Linked DNA regions of Homo sapiens: region 2 is linked to region 1. Evidence: chromatin loops called from intact Hi-C (ENCODE). Cell type or tissue: gastrocnemius medialis. All regions are shown on one strand. Each heading gives the region's core, and the rest is flanking DNA. Links, peaks and the distances in the headings are about the cores only. Region 1 overlaps SPTB (spectrin beta, erythrocytic). Region 2 overlaps CHURC1-FNTB (CHURC1-FNTB readthrough).

Region 1 (8,329 bases), core at 116-8,115:
TGAATCCCCTCCTTGCCTTAATATTCCTGTGAGTGGGAGAGTGGCTGAGAGCTCCTTCTCCCTAATGTTTCTTTTGAAAGACACCCCTGCCTAGGCTGCTAAGGTGGCCCCAACAACAGTACTGAAGGGAAAAAAAGTCAAGACGTTGAGACTAGGAAGGCTGACATGCTCCCTTTCTCCATTCTGCCTACCCAGCAGAATGGGCACATCTGGCCACCCTATTTAGACCTTTCCAAAGCTTTAGCTCAAGCCCAGGTCACTTAGAGTGGACTCTCAGGAGAAGGAAGCCAGTAAACCACTTAGGTTGTTTGTTCTTGAAAATCTTGAAAGGACCTCAAACTTGCATATTTACTTGTTGGCCAGATGTTCTGAATAGTTAAGGCCCAGGCATACAATTCTATGCTCTGTGGCTTTTCCTCTCCCTGGGGGGCATTCAGATTCTCTGGTAAGTCAGATGCATGCTCCTGGTGAGGAGGAGGCTCAACTAGGCACAGCCAAGGTCAGCAAAGGCTCTTTCCTGATCAACCTAGGACTGACCACTAAACACAGAGTCTTGCTCTGTCACCCAGGTTGGAGTGCAGTGGCGTGATCTTGGGTCACTGCAACCTCCGCCTCCCGGGTTCAAGCAATTCTCGTGCCTCAGCTTCTTGAGTAGCTGGGATTACAGGCATGCACCACCACGCCCAGCTATTTCTTTTTTTTTTGGATTTTAGTAGAGATGGAGTTTCGCCCTCTTGGCCAGGCTGGTCTTGAACTCCTGGTCTCAAGCCATACACTTACCTCAGGATCCCAAAGTGCTGGGATTATAGGCATGAGCTACCACGCCCGGCTTTGTGCTCGGCTCATTAACCTGTCTCCACCAACTTCCCAAGCAGCTCATCAGACGTGGTGACAACACACACAGGCCAACTGGAGAAACCCGGGGCCCTTCTGCCTGCCAGAATCACACACACCCTTCAATTCCCAGCTCAAAGGCTGCCTCCTCCATGAACTGTTCCCCGATTTTCCTTGCATCTCTTCCTTGGCTCTCTCATTGCTGTTTAATTTATGTGCCCATCCTACAGTTCTTCTCTAATTCCACTCATGCTAATTAATTGTGAACATAGTTCATTTTTCCCTAATAGATTTTGAACTCCTGAGAGACAGACACTATACTGAATTCATCTCTGTGGTTCCCCTCTCCCCTTTCATGGTTGGCCAGGGGTTTAGCTTTAAACATAGTAGGAGTACAACAAGCAACTGTTAAAATAGAATTTACCTTGGTTTCTTAAAAAAGATAAAAGAATCTCTGCACAAAGGCCAGTCCCCACTCTTACCTTGCTTTGGCAAATCTTACGGAATATGGTACCCCTCTCCCTCCACCTGGATCGCCAGGGTCATTGCAGCTAGATCCAGCCAGCACAGAGATATAAGAAGGTAAAACCAGACTGACGACAAAGCCAATGGTTCCAAGTTTGGTTGGCTTAAATTAACATACACAAAAGCAATGGGTCACCGTTATGGTCCGTCCCCAAGGGAAACCAAGGGAGAATTTTGTGGGGTCAAGGAGGGTGAGAAGGAGATAAAGAAAGAAGAAAGAGAGTTTCCTGTAAAGAGCAAGGACACCAGGGGTAATGACTGAGACCCAAGTGGATTCCTTGTCATGACAAGGGAGATGAGACACCGCAGCATTCCTTTCCCGGCATGAGAAGCCCAGACACTCCCAAGATGTGAGGTCATTATGGTCCCAGAGGGGTCCAGGGCCCTGCTCAGGCTTCAAGGTCTGCCAGGGACTGTGGTATCTGGGAGCTGAGTACAGGGAGGGAGTGGGGAAGAGGATTACTACAACCTTCAATTTGGGCCATAAGGTATGGGGGCAGCGGGAGAATCACTCCAGAAAGTGTTTATGGGGAAGGTTGTACTCTTCTTAGGAGGTGGAAGACGGCAACAGTCAATGATAGGGAAACAGGTCCAGTGTGGGCTGCTGACTGGTGGATCAGGTGAAGGAACCCACCTTCCACACATACACACACAACCCCATGTAACTCAAACTTTCTTATTGGCCGAAGACTTAAGGTCGGAATATACTTACCCTGGGTCAAGTTCAGGGAGGCAATAGTCACAGGAGTTGGGGAAAAAAAAAAAATCCCAAGAATCAGATATCAGCCAACAGGGGGAGGAGAAGTCATTTCTACTAGAGATTTAAGATATTCTCCACCCCCACCTTCTCTCTCTCTCTCTCTCTCTCTCACACACACACACACACACACACACACAGAGAGATCTATTATGAACCTGCTAAGCAAAAATCTAATTCCAGTTTAAGGATGAAAGGTTTCATCAAGAAAATCCTTCCTGAGGCAGTGGGGAGGATGTTATCTGTTCTCGATTTCCTATCCAATCACTCCTTTTGGGACTACAGAGAGGACTATGGTAATTCCTCTCTCTAGGCCCAGGCAGGAAATCGGGGTTAACCAGGAGGCCCTGTGAACCTGCGCCCGGCTGTCCAGCCCTCAGACACTGCTTTGCCCAGACTCTCGTACTTCTCACTTGGCCGCAGGTCACTCAGGACAGAGGCAGAGGGCAGGCCCCACCTGGTCCCAGCTCCAGCACCTCCTTGCTTCTCAGAGGCCTTGGGGGCAGAGGCTGCCTGAGCTCCCTCCCAAGGGGACCCCCACCTCCCTGAGCCCGACAAACACGTCTCCATCACTGCCATGCCAGGGCTCACCCAACACACACAGAGGATTCACACTAGGTGGGGAGGGCTGTGAACCTTGTGACTGTGAGAATGCCCTCCAACCCTTGTGGCCCCAAACAGTACCTGCCAAGGCCTTTATCCGGGACCTCTCAAAGAGCCTGGCTGAGCTGTTGTCATTATCCAGCTCGTCGTCTGGGGCGTCCCAGCGGGCATTGATCCTGCTGTAAGGTGGCTGGTTGCCCACATTTTCAAACTCTGTGGCCGATGTCATGTCAGCAGGCTCTTAGCAGCTCCGCCTGCCTCAGTCTTCATGGAAGGATCCCTGGGGGACAGCAACACAGTCAGAGGGTTATCTCTCTACCCCCTCGGACTTTTTCTCCGGGGAAACTTATTCGGAGCATCCAACGTGAGTAGATCCTGACAGAAGCAGAACGCCATGTCATCTGCCTGGGCGTGCTTCCTACCAGGGTCTCTGGGTCGTTTGTTATAAAATATTGCAGCAGCAGCAGCAGCAACAGTACCGGCAGCAGTGGCAGGGATGGAGAGCTGCACGTAGCAAGGGTCAGGACGGCCAGCAGGTGGAGACGTCAGTCGCAGCCAGCTGCTTCCTCCAGACCAGCCGCCCCGCCGCGGGGAGCACCCCGGGAGAGAGGAAGCTCTCCTGGGAGCCAGAGGCAGCAGGGCACAAGCTGGGGAAAGCAACCCTCACCCTGAGGACTAGGCCAGGACCTAACCTGGTGGGGGAGATGGGGACAGGCCAGGGGAAGGGAGAGGCTGGAAACAGGCTGAGTCTGACCCATATGGGAACCATGGGGAGAGATGGATGAGAGAGTTAAGCCGCCACTGACGCCACCAGCCCGGGGCAGCTGCACTGGGGGGACTTCACTCCTCCCGGAGGCTTTCTGAGAGCCCTCTGAGTTCCTTCCCAGCAGTTGGTATTCAGAAAGCTGACCTCGCATTTTAGGGCTTCTTTGGAGCATGACCAGGTGCTCAGATGAGGTCTCCTGTTGAATTCCAGGACAGACTGAGCAACCCAAAGGAGCCTGCTGTCCCATCAAGCACGTGGCAGTCGGGGCATCCCATGGACAATGGAACCGTGCATTGTGAGTCCATGTGATGAACCAGCGCATCAGGAGCACTGGGTCCTCCCTCACCCGTCATCAGTCATTCCTACTCACTCATTCATTCATTTACAGTTAATTCAAATATGTACCAAGCTCCAACTAGGTGGCAGGCACTGTACTAGGCAGGGGCAAGTAAGACAGGAAAGTCATGTCCTCACAGAGCTTGGAATCTGGTGGCAGAGACACACAATTAAACAAGCAACTACAAGAAGGTGTGATGTGTGTCATGGCTGGCTTAGGTGGGGACTCGGCGGGGACTGGTATCAGGGAGGGGAAGTTGAAGCTTATTCCTAAAGGAAGCTTGGAGGTACCCATGAAGGGACAGGTGGGAAAGGACAAGAGTCCAAGCAAAGGGAATAAAGAGTAGGTGTAAAGTCCTGAAGGTAAGAAAGAACACAGAAAGCTTTGAGAACTTTAAGAAGTAACGGGAAGGCAGGGGTGGAGTCAGGGGAGAAAAGTGAGGAGGGGGCCAGGGGAGCCAGGCTTGGTCTTCAATGCCCTGGACCCTAGGAAAACTATTAGCTTTCTTCATCTGTACCTGACATTTGGTCCTCTTTCTAGGGATCTTAAGGGACTCCAAGATCAAGTCTGTAAGAGAATAGGGGACCCAGAGCCTTCACAACCAAGAGAGCAAAGCGGGAGGCAGGGAGGCTGTGAGGCAGACCTGTGATGGGGGTTGACAGCCAGTGAGCTGTGAGGGAGACCACTCCCTCTGTGGGTGTGTGCACCCACGGCACACACACAGGCTCATATCTGACACACTGACACACACCAGCACACACATGCACATCCACCAGGCACATGATCACGGAGGCACTGAAGCACATTCACCAGCCCAAGTGTGAGATGGCAGCAGGGCTACAGCCTTATTTTTCAGATACAGACTCACTTCAGACTGCATTTTCCCCAACCTGATGAATCCATCCCACCACATCCTTGTGAGGTAAGATAGGAGCCAGGATTACCCACCCTAATTGCCTTGGGAGAAAAACCAAGGCCTGCTGCAGGAGGAGGCCTCCCCAGGGTCATCCGGTGGAATGACTGCGGCTGGGACCAAAGGCCAAACTGGAGCGCAGTTTATCCCCCTTGACCAGACGGGTTTCAGGAGGGCAGGTGGGGAAAGGACTGGAGCACAGTTTATCCCCCTTGATCGGACAGGTTTCAGGAGGGCAGCTGGGGAAAGGACTGGAGCACAGTTTGTTCCCCTCAATCAGAAGGGTTTCAGGAGGGCAGGTGGGGAAAGGACATGGTGCATGGGGACAGAGGGCATTTCCCAGCCAGGGCTTAGCAAAAGTGTTTGCCACTCAAGAGAAGGGAAGGTGCAAGGTGGGAAAACCAGTCATCATCCCGAACACAGGATGCCCCATGATGCCAGACCTGTGCCCAAGACCACCCTTGTGCCTTTGAACAGCCTGTCCTCTTCTGCAGATGGACTTGCTGCTTCCAGGACTGAGATTTCGCACCCAACTGGCTGGGCAACGATAGCCGGGAAAGATACCCCCCACCCCCGGCCCCACACCTTTCTCTATTTCCCTTAAGGGAAACTACCACTGACTTGGTCTCTGAGCCAGAGAGGGACTGACAGGCTGACCACCTCCTGCAGGGCCACAAGCCTGTCCAGCAGCCCCTGAGAAGGGCTGAGCTGCCAGACGCAGGAGGTGAGGTGAGATCAGACCCTGAGTGCAGGAAGTAACCGGACCCTGGCTCTCCTGATTCGTCCTGGGCTATTTTTAAGAGTGGCTGAGAGAGGCCTGGGCCGTGGGGCTGGAGAGTGAGATTACCTTTGCCATGGCTCCGTAAATAAGTCTGCCCCAGAAAGATGAGCCTGAGCAGGCCGACCAGCAGGCCCAGCGTTCAAGACAAGATTGATGGCCCCGGGTGCAGAAGAGCAGCGGCTCGACAGCAATTCATCCTGCTTAAAAATGCCATCCCTCCTGTGGCCATGGCTCAGAGAAGGCAGCAGCCGGGCAGCAGCTCTGCCAGGAATGGGAAGAGATGTATATGTGTGTCTAAATATACAGCTGGAGGGTTTTTGTTTTTGTTTTTGTTTTGGAAAGAGTCAGGTCCCTGAAAACAAACACCAAGGAAAGATGATTCAGAAATGAAAGTGAGGCCCCTTTCCTTGTGCCCTCTTCCCCTGCCATGCCCACCCCAGGCCCTGCCCAGATGGCATTCCATCAGAGTCAAGGGGGTCATGGGATGGGCCAGTGCATGCAGGAAGGGAAGCTCTCGGAGAATCAGGTGTAAGAGGCAGGAAGGAAATAAATAAGAGAACAGGAAAGCTACAGATAGTTAACAAAAAGCAAACACGAAGATATGCCTGTCCAAAACCAGATTTAACCCATTCTCGGCGTCACCATGTCTCTTTCCATACTGTTACAACGGCCCTTCAAAGGCCTGGCTATAAAGAGATGACCATGACTGAAAAAAACAGCATATGTTGGGGCTCATGGTGGGGACACCTAATTGAATGGGGAGTCATGGAAATGACATTTAAGTTGCTACCTGGGAGGAACTTAGAGATGAGATGATCTGGTCTCATTTTCAAAGATATAAGTCATCTGCACATCTAGAGTGGCCTTCCATGAGTCACGGAGGACCGCAAATACATGGCTAAAATTAGATCTTAAATTGCACTTCAGGCCCATCAGTAAACCCAGGAAAAAAGGCATAAGTACTTCCTTGTCCATTCATTCCCTGGCTTACCCACAAGTCCCCCAAAATTCCTTCTCTGAACCCACCTGACCCTCGTCAAAGTGTAGGTGGGTCTTCTCTGGTCTCCGTGACTCTGTGCCCAGAGAGGTCCACCTGCCCCATCCATCCATCCACCTGCCCGTCTAGCAGCTCTAAATGCACAGTCCAGAGTCATCCTTACCTGCCTTCTGCCACCACCGACCCCAGGCTATATTTTGAGTAGGATGGGACCTGAGAAGGCTTGCCCACAGCTCAGCACTGAAAACCTCATGGGATCACACAGAGGACTCAGCTCACAGAAGGAACATGTACTTATTAATGCATTTCACAATACCACTGATGCAACCCACAGCTCCAACCTTCACATCCGCCTTTGAGGTCCGATGCTAGGCTCAGAGCCTCAACCTCATGTGCTATGTCCAGTTACTCCCTGGGTTGGTTAAGAACTGAGAAAGCAGTGGTAGCAGCTCCTCTCCCAGCCTGCAGGGTGCTGACGGAGCCCAAGCTAGGACCCATGTCAGCCCTCGCCGAAGCCCCGAGCAGAAGAGGCAGCTGTTCTCTTTTCTCCATCCTCTAGTCCCCCAACAAAGTAAACAGCATCCTCTCCTCTTCCCTGGGTCATACAAAAGTGAGAAGCAACAAAGCACAAAGATCTACTTCCGAAGTGGGAAACCGGGGGAATACAGGGCAACGCAGGGCTGAGGAGCAGGCTGTTGAAATAGCAAGGACACTGTCTTTCTTAAACAGTATTGCTCCTTCCACTGTATTGTTATCTTCTCTCTAGCTGTAAGGTTTGACCCCCTCACCTGTTTTCTAGTTTGTCCTGCCCCTTTATGCTACCTCAAACCTGCTTTTAACAATTTGGTATTGTGGCAACCCGGTCAGGAGATTAAATCCTGAAGTTTCTCTGGTAATTTTTCTGTCAATCCATCACCAAAAAAGGAACATCCTTCCTCTCCCTCTGATCATAATCGCATTGCACATTCACAGGTACCTTAAAGAATAGTCAAATACACAAAAACACATGTGCACACACTCACTAGAATGAGAAGCAATAAGACGTGCAGTGCAGAATACTTACTCTAAATCTATCTGCAGCCCTAACCTCCTCCCTACTCTCAAGCTCTAGTCTGGCACCTCCATCTGCCTACCAGACATTTCCACCTAGAAATTACAGCTCAGTCTCAATATGGCTAAGACTGAGCATGGGGCTACCAGGACAGCAGAACCAGGGAGTTTCAGTACCATGGGGTAACGATGTGGCCCAGATAAGCATGCCACCTATGGGTGACCTTTCCAGTCGATGGACACCACCAGCAGTTCCTGGACAAGCCACTTCCCCTCCCCAGAGCACATTCTGCTTTTTCACACTACAGCTCCCATCCCAACCAAGTCTGGCTATTAGTGCATCACTGATGGACTATGGTTTGGGGTGCTTAAAGTCCCAAGATTACTACCCATGGTTGCTACTTAGGGATCTCCATGCATCTGCAATATCCTGGTCATTCTGGTCGACTGCTGTTTGGTGAGGCCTTTACCAGACACTTCTACTCCAGTTTCTGTCACCCGGCAGGGGCTTTACATGCCGCAACTTGTCCACTCTCATCATGGAAAAATCTCCTACCAAGAACTGGCTCCAGTTATGCTGCAGCTGCTGGAATAGGGGTGGGGGTGGATGGGATCATAGCTCCAATAGTTCTTACAGGATTTGGTTGGGGAACAGGTGCTACTCAGCTCTGATGTAGGGACTGGCCCATCAGCCTTCTATCATAACAACAGTATCTATCAGCACTTCACATCCTGCACAGAGGCAAATGTCCACTGGGAACCATTA
Region 2 (8,329 bases), core at 58-8,057, 210 kb after region 1:
GTGTAATGTATTCCTTCACCTCTCTGAGATAGGAAGGGAGGGGAAAGTCCAGCAGGGCCTCAGTAAATACCTTCTGAGTGAATTTGATGAAATCATGAGAATGTCTAATCCCTGAGGTCCTCCTGAGGCACATGAGAGTTTTTCTGGGAGGTGCAGAGAGCCTTGTGGGCCGGGAGAGTGCAGTGCAATAAAATCGCATTAACTGATTGGTGCCAGTTAGCTCGAAATTATTATTTTCTTCCATAAGTGTCTGATGTACCAAGCAAGTTGCTTCCTCACCTGGCAGATTACTTATGAGGCATACAGGGAATTCATTGAATAAGCCATTTCTCTAAGACAGTGGCTTATTGAGATTTTATGCCATTTTCTTATTATTTAGTTGAGAAATACATTTTGTGAGGTTTCTATAGCAAAGCTGTCTTACTGCCTATGTGTAAATGGGTTTGCTTCTACACAAGTTGATTAATAGTCTGGCTTAAGCATCTGGTTTAACCATTGGTTTGAAAGTATAGGGGAGGAAAAAACCACGAACATTGTGGAGCATAAAATACATTACAGATAATAGGTAATCAGGCTGCAAAGGCCTTTAGTTCAAGATGTTCTTCTATCTCTAACTTGTCTAATCCAACCAAAAAAATTAGATTAGGATCTGTGTATACCAGTGAAACCAGTAGAACGACTGAGGTAAATCAGTATGTGTTGATTCTTCTTAAGGAAAATGTTAAAAGAGTTTTTTTCCCTCGTGTTCACTACATTTTCGTTCCTGTTCTGTTGCTATTCCCCCAAAATATGCACAGTCTTGAAACGCAGCTTTTAAAAACCTACTAAGATTATTAGGCAAAAGCAAACAAATCATAGCAAGATCCTTTTGGTATTTTATCATATACCTTTTGCAGCTGTGATTATTTGCTATCTTATTCATTCCAGCACTTTTTTTTTCCCTATGCTCTTTATTTATATGTTCTAGATAAATGCTAGGAAACTTCTCCAGTAAGGCAGCTTGGTTCCCCTGCCAAGCACTGTAGCCATATTCTTCCCTGACCTTTGCTCTTTGGGTGATGCTCTGCCATTCGTGCCCGTGCTTTCTATTTACATAAAGGATTAAAGATATGAATGATAGAGAAAAGCTAGCAGATTGCATCCATTTTCCTTGCTTTGCCTGGTTTCTAGTACCCCGATTCCATCATTTTTCACTTGGCATTTCTTTCATTGTCCTTTGCCTGGAAGCATCAGCCAGTCCTCAGGAGTGCTTGTTTGGGTGGATTTGACTTGGAGAAAAGCAGCAGTGATGGGAGAGTTTGACATCTGGAGACTAGCTCGCTGCCCTTCTGGGATAGACAGCAGTCTCTGGATGATCTTTCTGCTCTGTTACACTGCTGATAGTTTCAGAGATGAGCCTACTCAAGGGTCTGTAGTTCCAGTGTATTGTAAAAAATCAAATCACAGTGAACTCATAGCAAGCACTATTTTTTCTCAGTTCTTAAGAAAGGAGACCTCCTTTCTAGGTTATATAATCTAGATCATTCTGTGAGGATAAGGTGGAGGCAGGGATCTAGCATTTGCAGAAGTTTGGTGAGAAAGCATGTGTTGCTCAAGAAAGGACAAGTTCAGTGTTGAAGTGTAGATGGCCTGGTGGGCAGGGGAGCAGTGGAGCTGGAGGGACAGGCTGGGAACAGGCTACAGAGGCCCTGAAATCTCCTATGGAGTCTGGAGTTTAGTGATGTGATCTGATTTGTATTTTCTTAGAAGTTTCCCAATTGCAGTGATGGACTGTAGTGTTCCAATAAAAGCCCTCTGGTTTCAGGGCTGGAGGGAGAGAGAGCAGGAAGACTGATCCAGGTTGAAGAAGGCTTGGATTTGGGTGATGGCAGCAAGGATGGAAAGTTAGTGGACAAATTCAAATTTGAGAGCTGCGATGACTGGGTGGAGGGAAAGGGGGAGAAATACATGAAAAGGTTGTATTACGTTTCCTCCCCATCTCAGCGTGAGACCTGGGACTCCTGTCTTCTGTCATCACTTCTTAGTCCTCACACTTGTGAGAGGCAAACTGTATTATAGGTCGCCTCCTACCTCACAAGTCACAATAGGATTCAAGAGCAAATGCATCTGAGCCTCTTTAAGAGGCCTACAATTGCAAGGAAATTAGACAGATCTTCAAAATTAGCTGCTGGTAGATGATCACATTTGGCATTGGCACTTGTGACTCTTGTGTGCTCCCAATGCCTGCTGGTGGAACTAAACTTCCACTGTGCCTTTGGCTGCTAAAAATGCTGGTAGGATCATAATGCATGCAGCTTCTGCAGAGACTTCTTTGGAATACCTCAGTAAGTCTGACTTCATGTTATATCTATACTGAGTAAGATGGAAACCAGGGCCGAGCGGCAGTGGCTCATGTCTGTAATCTCAACACTTTGAGAGACTGAGATGAGAGAATCACTTGAGGCCAGGAGTTCAAGACCAACCTGGGTAACACAGCAAGACCCTGTCTCTACAAAAAATTTTTAAAAAATTAGCCAGGTGTGGTGGCATGCATCTGTAGCCTCAGCTGCTTAGGAGGCTGAGGCAAGATCAGTTTGAGCCCAGGAGTTTGAGGTTGCAGTGAGCCATGATAGCGCCACTGCACTGCAGCCTGGGCAACAAAGTGAGATCCTATCTTAAAAAAAAAAAAGAAGATGGAAACTAGGCCCTTCTTTTATGTTTCTTAGGAGCCCTTAGGAATATACTTTTTGTTTGTTTTGTTTTGAGATGGAGTTTCTTTCTGTTGCCCAGGCAGGAGCGCAGTGGTGGGATCTTGGCTCACTGCAACCTCTGTCTCTGGGGTTCAAACGATTCTCCTGCCTCGGTCTCCCAAGTAGCTGGGATTACAGGCGTGTGCCACCATGCCCAGCTAATTTTTGTATTTTTAGTAGAGACGAGGTCTCACCATGTTGGCCAGGCTAGTCTCGAACTCCTGACCTCAAATAATCCACCTGCCTTAGCCTCCCAAAGTGCTGGGATTACAGGCATGAGCTACCATGCCTGGCCAGGAGAAGGATTTTTGAGCAGAATTCAAACCAATGATTTTTGTCTTCCCTGTGCCGGGTATTTGAAAAAACCATAGAGGGGAAGGAAAGGCAGTCTGTGTGTGTATACCATGACAGAGGGAGAAGCTGAAATAAAATGTGCCCCGAGAAGAATTAGGGCTGGGAGGATGGAACAGCAAGAATGATCCTAAATCAAGTATAATAATTTTTTGTGTTTGTTTTTTTTTTTGAGACAGAGTCTCACTCTGTTGCCCAAGCTGGAATGCAGTGGCATGATCTTGGCTCACTGCAACCCCCGCCTCCCGGGTTCAAGTGGTTCTCCTGCCTCAGCCTCCCAAGTAGTTGGGACTACGGGCACACGCCACCATGCCCAGCTAATTTTTGTGTTTTTAGTGGAGACGGGGTTTCGCAATATTGGTCAGGTTGGTCTTGAACTCCTGGCCTCGTGATCCACCTGCCTCAGCCTCCCAAAGTGCTGGGATTACAGGCATGAGCAACTGTGCCCAGCCTAATAATGCTTTTTTAAAAAATAGCCCGGGCGCGGTGGCTTATGCCTGTAATCCCAGCACTTTGGGAGGCCAAGGCAGGTGGATTGCTTGAGGTCAGGAGTTTGAAACCAGCCTAGCCAACATGGCGAAACCCCATCTCCACTAAAAATAGAAAAATAAGCCAGGCATGGTGGCATGCGCCTGTAATCCCAGCTACTTGGGAGGCTGATACAGGAGAATTGCTTGAACCCAGGAGGCGGAGGTTGCAGTGAGCTGAGATCATACCACTGCACTCTAGCCTGGGCGACAGAGTGAGACCCTGTCTCAATAAAAACCAAAACAAAAGCAAAACAAAAAATATAGACGTGCGCCTTTTTCATTTAACGTGTGTGTGTGTGTGTGTGTGTGTGTGTGTGTGTGTGTGTACTGGTGAGAGGTTTGAAATCAAGGCTCTTTTCTCCCTCTAGAGGTTTAAGGACTGTATTGGAGTGGACTCACCTGTTCCTATCCTTGTTTGATCTATTACAATTTGGTGGCCTGTTTTGCAGTTTATCTGTTGCAGAAAAAGTATAGTTAATCTTTAATGTGTCAAGGCTGTAAACAGAAATCCTGGCTCTGAAACAGTACTAACATCCAAATGAATGAGCATATCAGAAGTACCTGAATGATACCATAGATTTATGGCAACCATTATAGGTCTTTGAAAGAAGAGCTGAATCCACTTTTGACATGAATTGATATGGCTGTTATTTCCTCTGATGTAGATTGGACCATGTGGAGGTAGGGAGAATAGAATGTCATGTTCTTTCACTGAAGCCATGCCGTGAGCAACTCTATCCAAATAGAATGTCACACCTCTCAGTTGGAGACCCAGGAGGACTGACCGTGTGCCAAGAGTGAGGACAGGAGGTGATTACAGCTTACTAGGCAAGGCGAGCAGTCCGCCCGCGGAGTTCACTGAGCCTCATTAGCTCTTCCGTAGAGCTTAATGTGTTTCCCGTTTCTGTCTTTCCAGAAGCGCATACTGTGCTGCCTCCGTAGCCTCGCTGACCAACATCATCACTCCAGACCTCTTTGAGGGCACTGCTGAATGGATAGCAAGGTGAGAGAAGCCAGGGTTTCTCCTGGCCTCTTGGAGAGCAGGCGGTCACGACACTACTTCAGAAAAATAAAGAAAATGCAGAGGGACTTGGAAGGAAATACAAAAATCACAGGAGATCCATTAGGGTTATCTAATGATTTTTTTAAATACTTAAAATGTCTTCTTTTTTCCAAACTTTCTTTAATGTTATATTATATTTTAGATTGGCAAAGATAAAAAACTTTGGTAAACAATATTAGTGAGAGCCTGAATTGATTTAACCAGTTTTTAGAGCAATTTGACAGTATGTCAAAGGTGCCCTTGCGTAGGACCCAGTAATTCCACTCCCACAGAAACCCTTGCACACACGAATGGGAGAGAGGAGCACAGGACTTGTTTATAAGAGCCAAAAGCTGAAAGCAGATTCAGTGCTCATAAGCACGAGATGGGTAAGTGTGGTATAGTTGCATCGGAATATAATGTAGCAGTGAAAATGAATGAACTAGAGTTACATGTATCAATATGGAAAAATCTCTATGTTGAGTTGAAAGAATGAAAAGAAAAAAATACAAAAAAACCATACAGATTAGCACATTTACTTAAAATTTGAAACATGCAAGAGAATTCTGTATTGTTTCTGAGAAGAATCATGTGGTAATAATATAAAAACATGTATACGAAAGATAAACACCAAATTTAGCATAGTGATTCCCGCTGAGGGGAGAGCAAAGGAAATGAGATAAGTCTGCATAGGAGACTTCAGCTGTAATAGTTAACAACAACAAAGACCTGAAGTGTATATGGCTAATTCTAAGCTAGGTCTTAGATACGTGTATGTTCTATATTTTGTTTGCTGTACTTTCCTGGATGCTCCAAATATTTCATAGTTTAAAAAAAGCAGGCCAGGTGCGGTGGCTCACGCCTGTAATTCCAGCACTTTGGGAGGCCAGGGCAAGCGGATCATGAGGTCAGGAAATCGAGACCATCCTGGCTAACATGGTGACACCCCGTCTCTACTAAAAATACAAAAAATTAGCTGGGCATGGTGGCGGGCGCCTGTAGTCCCAGCTACTCGGGAAGCTGAGGCAGGAGAATGGAGTGAACCCAGGAGGCGGAGCTTGCAGTGAGCCGAGATCACGCCACTGCACTCCAGCCTGGGCGACAGGGCGAGACTCCATCTCAAAAAAAGAAGCAAAAGGTATAGTAGACACATATATACTATGATGGAATGATAGCCAAGCTGAGATACTGTTTTAGTTAAAAAAATTTTATTTTTATCAAAGTAGTATGTATTACCATATAAATATAATTTACAGTGATACCAGATGATATGCTGAGATCATGTTTACTTTTTTGTATGAGTTTCATTTTCCTGGAGTTAATGGATATATCATGAATGTACTTATGAATTCCTTCCCAAATTGTCTGTCAGAGCTATAAAAAATTACTCTAAACATAGTCAAACCCTTCAGGTAACCTGTCTCTGTGCACACGTGCGTTTTGAGTTGCCCCTTCTGGAGCCCTCTGCCCTCCTGCTTCAGTCTGGACAGATTGCTCTCAGCTTGCTACACAGCAGGCATCCCGAAGCTTCCTTTCAGCATGAAATTCACTTCATTTCTCTCCTTCGTTGAAGTCCCTGTCCTCCTTTTTCTTGGTTTTCTTATTTTCATGAAGTATTGTACTCCAACAGATCCCAAAAAAGGGTACCTGGGAGATACATTTTTAATATCTTGCATGTATCTGTGTTCTAATCTCACACTTAATTATTTGGTTAGAGATTTCTAACTTGGCAATGGTATAAACTGTAGTCTTTCTGAATTTTGTAAGCATTGCTTCATTATCTTCTGGCTTCCAATGTCATTGTTAATAAGGCTGATAATAGTAACCAGAGTTCATTGAGGACTGTCATGCTCAATGGTAAGGCAGCTATAGTTGAGAGCTGGAGAGTAGGCACTGCCTGTGTTTGGTTCTCTTTTATATTTTGTGTTTCTCAGCTGAGATTTTCCATCTTTTTATTCTTTATGAGTGCATTTTTCTTCATTTTGCTGTGGTAAGTATGGAATTATAATGTCTGCTTTAAATTGCTTGTCTGGGAATTTCCACATCTGTGTGTCCTGGAGTTGGCATGTCAGCTCCATGAGTCTTCCTGTGCTGAGTGATGTTGTGTTGTGTCCTAGACATTGTGATATGATGGTGGAGGTGTCATACAACAGAACGGTATGGATTCTGTTGGTTTGCCCCAAAAGGGGTTGATGTTTTCAGTTTAGCAGGCAGTCAACTTGGTCAGACTCAAGCTACAAACTGTCACTCATGCAGCAGCTCAGAGCTCAGTTCTTGCTTAGAAGTTGCTTTGTTTCCCCAGCACGTATGTGGAAACTTGAACTGAGTTTAAATGCAGAATTTGGGATTTTTCTTCTTTGACTTTCCTGTTTCTGGATTCGTCCTCAGTTTCTGGCAGCCTGCATCTTCCTGCCAGAAGGATGGTTGGCTTCCCATTAGAGTGTTGGCTGCCCGCCCTGACCCCTGACCCCTGGCCTGCTGCTGCCGCCCTGGGCTATGGCTGCCATCCTGAGGGCAAACCAGAGAGAAAAAGTTGTGGGGGAAGGGAGGGACTAACTGCATGCTGTTCTCTGTTCCAAGTTTCAAACTCCACCAAAATCTGCCTGCCCTTTTTCAGTCAGCTGAACCCTCAGGAAGCTGTTTTTTTGTATTTTGTTCAGTGTACAGCTGTCATTTGCAGGGGGGTTGACTGGTTAGGCACAGACTAGATACGGAACTCAGACAGCCTGGGTTTGAATCCCAGTTTTGCCCTTTCTTTCCTCTTCTCTTCCTTCTTTCTTCCTCTGTCTTTCAATTCTCTCTTTCTTTTTTTGAGACCGAGTCTTGCTCTGTTGCACGAGCTGGAGTGTAGTGGTGTGATCACAGCTCGCTGCAGCCACCACCTCCTGGGCTCAAGCAATCCTCCCATCTCAACCTCCTAAGTAGCTGGGACAACAAGCGCGTGCCACCATAACCAGCTAATGTTTAAAAAAAAAATTTGTAGAGATGGGATCTGTCTGTGTTGTCCAGGTGGGGCTTGAACTCCTGGGCTCAGGCTATCCACCCACCTTGACCTACCAAAGTTCAAGGATTACAGGCATGAGCCACTGCGCCCAGCTTTTTTTTTTTTTCTTTGAAGACACGGTCTTGCTTGTTGCCCTGGCTGGATTGCAGTGATATGATCACGGCTCACTGCAGCCTTGACCTCCTGGGCTCAAGCAGTCTTCCCACCTCAGCCTCCTGAGTAGCAGAGACCACAGGTGTGCACCACAACACCTAGCTAATTTTTAAAATGTCTTGTAAAGACAGAGTCTCACTGTGTTGCCCAGGCTGGTCTTGAACTCCTGGTTTCAAGCAATCTTCCTGCCTCAGCCCCACAAAGTGTTGGAATTACAGGTGTGAGCCACGATGGCCAGCCTGCCATTTCTAATTAGCTTTGTGCTTGGACAAGTTATTCCACTGCTCTGTGTCATAGTTTCCTTATATGTCAAGTGGTGGGATACTGAATTTAATTAATTTAATTTAATTTATTTATTTTTTGAAAGAGGGTCTCACTTCGTCACCCAGGCTGGAGTGCAGTGGCGTGATCTTGGCTCACTGCAGCCTTGACCTCCTGGGTTCAAGTGATCCTCCTGCTTCAGCTTTCCAAGTAGCCAGGACTGCAGGTGTATGCCACCACACCTGGCTAATTTTTGTGT

What was found. Peaks named below come from ENCODE experiments on the same cell type or tissue, not always from the same donor. Only the 100,000 strongest peaks of a DNase experiment are listed, where the experiment ranks them.
Region 2: it touches region 1 in a loop (9-fold over the local background); 3 of 110 quality-filtered maps call a loop at or near these places.

What each region holds. Positions count from the first base shown.
Region 1 is chr14:64,820,147-64,828,475 of GRCh38, forward strand. It overlaps SPTB (spectrin beta, erythrocytic), which reads right to left. Exons shown (of 36, transcript NM_001355436.2): 2 at 2,801-2,999. The coding sequence starts at 2,948. Among named protein-coding and RNA genes, the nearest start is that of MIR7855, 39 kb to the left of the region's middle. In gastrocnemius medialis, for the core only: CTCF peaks have their summits at 3,247 (motif pointing right), 3,457 and 6,970; DNase peaks (open chromatin) are centred at 3,295, 5,015, 5,565, 6,855 and 4 weaker places; H3K4me3 peaks cover 1,524 bases; H3K27ac peaks cover 6,211 bases.
Region 2 is chr14:65,028,084-65,036,412 of GRCh38, forward strand. It overlaps CHURC1-FNTB (CHURC1-FNTB readthrough), which reads left to right. Exons shown (of 14, transcript NM_001202559.1): 9 at 4,527-4,613. FNTB (farnesyltransferase, CAAX box, subunit beta) reads left to right here. Exons shown (of 12, transcript NM_002028.4): 7 at 4,527-4,613. It also overlaps a transcript of MAX not described here. Among named protein-coding and RNA genes, the nearest start is that of MIR4706, 12 kb to the right of the region's middle. In gastrocnemius medialis, for the core only: a CTCF peak has its summit at 4,056; DNase peaks (open chromatin) are centred at 3,638 and 4,398; H3K4me3 peaks cover 649 bases; H3K27ac peaks cover 4,691 bases.